Regions from separate parts of the Mus musculus genome. Here region 2 is linked to region 1. A link is a loop called in an ENCODE intact Hi-C map of the cell type or tissue named here. Cell type or tissue: heart. All regions are shown on one strand.

Region 1 (2,500 bases):
CCAATCTTTGGCTCCCCTCCCCCTTCCGCAGTCCCGGCCCCGGGCCCTGGCACGTCCGGCGCGCCTGATACTTTCCAGATGTGGGCCGTGTTCTCCTTCCAACCTGGCCCTGTGAACCCACGAGGGAGGGGGGGCAGGGAGCCAGGGTTCCATACTCCCAACTCCAAAAAGCTATCAGGGTGGCTCTGACTTGTCATCCCAGCTCCCTTGGAATGGCCAATGCAGGAAGGTCGCAAGTTCAAAGCCTGCCTTGGCCACAGAGAAAGTTCAAGGCCAGTCTAGCGCAACTATAGGAGACTGTCTCAAAATGAAAAAGTTAAAAAGGGCCATGGGATACAGCTCAGTGGTTGCTTAGCACATACGAGATTTTGGAGTCTATCTCCGGTACTGCCAGGTGGGAACTATCAGAGGCTGGTATCTTTCCCCACCAGTTTGGCTTCCCAGGGCAGGCTGTGAAAATAGGGTTGAGCTGTCTGCAAAAGAAACGCTTCTCCTTACTCCACCCCTGCCCAGGGTTCCAGCATCCCAGAGAGCCAGAATGAAAAGGAACGTTAAACCCCGCCCTCACATCCCTCCAGGCCACGCCCCATTCAACACACCCCACAAAGCCCCTCCCTTGATCACACCCACAGCATGCTCTCTCCCTATAGGCACGGCCTCCGCCGTGTGGTCCAGCGGGGAAGGCTCCCTCTGTCTCTCTTGTCTCTTGGCAGGCTTGACTCGGTCTCTGAGTGTCTGTCTCCAAGGCTCAGTCTGTGTATCTGTCTCCTGTGGCCTCTCCCTGTGCATCCATCATCTATCCTTCGTCTGTCTCTCTGTGAACTTAGTTCTGTTTCTCTTTGCAGTTCTCACCGCCCTCTGAAGTTCTCTGTCCCATTTTCCGTCCTCTCACTCTGATCCCTCACTACTTTCACCTTCCTAGGGAGCCATCTCCCTCTCTTATCCTTCTTGGGTCCCCCAGATCTCCCGTTTCTATCTTCTGCTGGGCGGACGGGGACGCCTAGTCTTCGCCTCTTCTTCTGCTTGAGCTCCTGCAGCGACTTTGGTTCGCGGGCGCCACCGTGTGGCCAATAGGGAGTCCTTGATGGCGGCGAGGCAAGCAAGCGATGCTGTGGTCTGGATGCGACGTCCAGAGGTGGTGCGACCCACGCCAGTGTAAGGGCACGCCTCAGAGGTGGTGTGGGACGCCAGCAGATGATGTGTGACTGTGTGACAAGGTGAGATTAGGAATGACAAGAAGGGGTTCAGTGGGACTGTTAGAGTAGGTGTGATGTGTGGCTGACCATGTTATACTTGTTACACTTTATCAGCGAGACTGTGGGCCACTGTGTATGGCATTGGACCTGAGAGAGGACCTGCCTGGAGACTGTTCGTAAGTCTGACCACATGTAAGGGTGACCACGCGTGTTACAGAGCGTAGAGAGTCAGGGGAGCTGGAATGCCCAAGTGATCAAATGATCGAATGCAAGAGGGAGGCTCGGGAGAGGGACCTAGTGTGGCCAACTGTGTGGATGTGAGACAGTATGTCTGCCACACTGGTGAGTCCTGAGAAACTGGGTGACCACGTGTGACGCTGAGAGGTTGGCTTGTGTTTGTGACTGCCTGTGCAAAGGTGTGTGATTGTTCTGGGTGGCAGAGGTGAGTTTACAGGGTCTGCGAGACAGGGAATGTTGAATGTAGAAGAGAGAAACAGTGAGTGAGTGAGTGTGACAAGTGTTTGTAGTATAGACTTCAAGGCCCAGCAAAGGCTGTGCCCACAATGGTGTGTGTGTGTGTGTGTGTGTGTGTAAAAGACCATGTTATCAAATGTCAACAATGTATGATACCAAAAGACACTGTGCCGCTATGATAGTAATAACATGTGACACAGTATGGGGAGGGAGAATGTGGGCCACTGTGTATCAGGAAATTGACCAGGAGTAAATGTGACCACACAAAGGCGCTCCTGGAAAGAAAAGCACGTGGTTCTCTGTCACACTAGGCAATGGAGCGCTTGGCAGTGAGGCTGAACCAGTATGTGGTTGTGTGAGACTCCAAGACAGTGTGAATGCGAACTTCAGGAGAAGTTAAAGCTGCACTGGTAGGTAACAATGTATACATTTGACTCTCTAAGATACTGTGCCTGACTGTGCAGTGACCTCTGCTGTGAGAAATCATGAGTGTCAGCAGTGGGCAGGTATATTAAGGACCTTTGTCATTGTGTGTTGGGTTAAGTGGGGGGGTGGGGGGTGGGGCGGGACTGGGTTACTCAGTGACCCAGCAAAATAGGATGCATCCCTGTGTGAGCGACTTTTGAGTCTGTGTGCTGTGATGTGCTGTGATGGGGTGAGGCTGCTACTCTGATGGCCTGTGAAAGAGTGGGAGGCTGAGTGGGAAGAGGAGAGGCTTGTGTGCATGAGCGTATACACCTGGAGGGCCCGTCTTTTAGTGCAAGTGTGACAGAGGGACTCCAGAGAAAGACAGGCTCTAAACAGGAATGGCTGAAAGAGAGAGAGAGAGA
Region 2 (2,500 bases), 80 kb before region 1:
GCGGCCGCGCCAGGGGCACCGAGAGGTTGAAGAGGTCGCGGGAGCGCATCAGCAGCACAGCGTCGCCATCCAAAGCGTCGCAGCGGGGCGCGCTGGGAGCTGGGTCGTAGCGCGCAGTCCACTCCCGCAGGCTGACGTTCAGAGCTAGGCACCGCGCTGGGTTGGCGGTGGCGACCGGGGCGGCCACTAGGCGCGCGCTGCTCCCTCGGAGCGCCTCCACCATTCGCTCCAGGTGGCCTGGTGACTCGGCCCGCGCTCCATCAGGCACTAGAGCCACAAACTCGGTGGCTACGTAGGTCTCCGGGCGCGAGGCCGCCGCTGGCCGGTCCAGGGCTGGCTGGAGCAGAGCCAGGCGAACGTTGGGGATGCGAGGCAAGGCCAGGGGTGGGTAAGGGAGTGTGTCGGCCGCCACTACCACGGGCTGGGCTGGGTCCTGCTGCAAAAAGGAATCCACTAGCTCTGGCACCGCGTTGTCAAAAGCCTCAAATTCCCGAATCAGGACGGTGACTCGGGGGCCAATGGCAGAAGTCCGGCGGGGACCCCGGGCCCGGGAGTTTCTGGGCTGGTGTTGTAGCCATGACACATAGAAGAAGACTAGGAGGTTGAGGATGATGGCGGCTGCCAGGGCAGCCCAGCAGCGGGTGAGCCGCATGGGGCCTGATGTCAGACCCTAGCTGGGGCGTCCAGGGCATCCTGGGGAGACAGGATGAAAAGGGAGTGTGGAGCAAGTTGTCAGCATTCCTTACCCTTGAATTCTCAGTTGCCCTTCCTGGATCTGATTTCAGGCCCTCCAGGAATTCCTAGGTTGGTTCATGCCCCTGCCCTAAACAGACCACTTGTAAGCATCACGTCATGGGGTCACTTTTCCCACTCAGTTACACAGTGAGTTCTTAAATTAATGTGTGAGGGCCTGTTTAAAACTAAAACCAAAAATTGAACCCATCACCCCTGCAAATGAAAAAAACAATGCTGGTCGCTGCCAGAGGGTGGAGGGAGAGCTGTGAACTGGTTGAACCTGGGGCCCTACCCAGGACAAATGCTCTACCACCAAGCCCCACTCCCAGCCCCTCACTGGTGGATCCAGGAAGGTGGTTTAAGCACAACCCCAGCACCCAGTTTTAGTTTTGTAAGGTGAAACACTTCTGACACCTTACTTGCCTAACAATGTGAGGGTGTTTAGAGGGCTGTAGTTTCACACATTATCCCAGGCTACGCAGCAGAGGCCAGTCTTGGACTGTTGGTCTTTCTGCAGCTACCTCCCGATGTGGGGTTTCCAGGTGTGGACACCACACTGTTGTAGATGTACTTAGTACTACTGAACTGTGAGTGTGCCAGTGATGCATTTGATTTTAGGAATATTAGATCACAAATTTTAAAAAAGATTTATTTATTACGTACACAGCCTGCATGTATGCCTGCAGACCAGAAGAGGGCACCAGATCTCATTATAAATGAGATATAGGCCACCATGGGACTTGAACTCAGGACCTCTGGAAGAGCCAGTGCTCTAAACCTCTGAGCCATCTCTTCAGCCCAGGATCACAGTGTTTAAAAGCCATAGTACATTCTGTAATTCAGCCCTTGGAAAGAGGAGGCAGGAGGATGGGAAAGGCAAGCATGTCTCAAAAATCTAAACCAAACTCAACCCAACCAAACCAAACCAAACCACAAAAATCCAAAAGTAGGAAAAGGAGGAAAGAAGCAACAGTGGCTTCCCGTTAACCCCAGCACTCAGGAGGCAGAGGCAGGTGGATCTCCATGAGTTTGAAGCAAGTCTGGTTTATGGGGTGAGTTCCAGGCTAGCCAGGGCTATACGTGCTATTTTTTTTTTTTTTCTTTTTTAATTTAAAGCAGGGCTGGAGGCATGGCTTTGCAATAGAGGGTGGGATGGTTTGTATATGCTTGGACCAAGGAGTGGCACTATTAGGATGTGTGGCCTTGCTGGAGTAGGTGTGTCATTGTACTTCTCAGCCTAGCTGCCTGGAACTCAGTATTCTGCTAGCAGCCTTCAGATGAAAATATAGAACTCTCAGCTCCTCCTGCACCACACCTGCCTGGATCCTGCCATGTTCCTGCCTTGAGGATAATGGACTGAACCTCTGAAACTGTAAGCCAGCCCCAATTAAATGTTATAAGACTTGCCTTGGTCATGGTGTCTGTTTATAGCAGTAAAACCCTACCTAAGACAGAAGGCTAGTCTAAAATTCACCATCAAGGGGGTCCCCTGGGGGGTGTGGCTTTTAGCGGTGTTATTGCATAACATGAAAAGTTACTTTATGTTTAAACTACAATACAATCAAGAAGAAGGGGGAAAAAACAAACAAACACAAAGCAGGGCTGGAGAGAGAAGTCAGCGGTGAAGAGCACCCACACCCATCTGGAATTCCAGTTCTAGGGACTCTGGTGCCCTTTTCTGGCCTCTGTGGGCATTGTGGGCACCAGGCATGCACATGGTGTGTAGACATGCATGCAGGTAAAACACTCATACTCTTAATGAATT

What was found. Hi-C counts contacts between places; a loop is a spot of excess contacts. Peaks named below come from ENCODE experiments on the same cell type or tissue, not always from the same donor. Only the 100,000 strongest peaks of a DNase experiment are listed, where the experiment ranks them.
Region 2: it touches region 1 in a loop (3-fold over the local background); 10 of 42 quality-filtered maps call a loop at or near these places.

What each region holds. Positions count from the first base shown.
Region 1 is chr7:16,891,140-16,893,639 of GRCm38, forward strand. It overlaps Gng8 (guanine nucleotide binding protein (G protein), gamma 8), which reads left to right and starts at 647. Exons shown (of 4, transcript NM_010320.3): 1 at 647-1,217; 2 at 1,311-1,372. In heart, a CTCF peak has its summit at 1,068 (motif pointing left); DNase peaks (open chromatin) are centred at 22, 602 and 1,052; H3K4me3 peaks cover 2,212 bases; H3K27ac peaks cover 1,284 bases; H3K27me3 peaks cover 1,235 bases.
Region 2 is chr7:16,811,284-16,813,783 of GRCm38, forward strand. It overlaps Fkrp (fukutin related protein), which reads right to left. Exons shown (of 3, transcript NM_173430.2): 3 at 1-693. The coding sequence starts at 652. Among named protein-coding and RNA genes, the nearest start is that of Strn4, 3.4 kb to the right of the region's middle. In heart, a CTCF peak has its summit at 1,421 (motif pointing right); a DNase peak (open chromatin) is centred at 408; H3K4me3 peaks cover 858 bases; H3K27ac peaks cover 561 bases; H3K27me3 peaks cover 2,120 bases.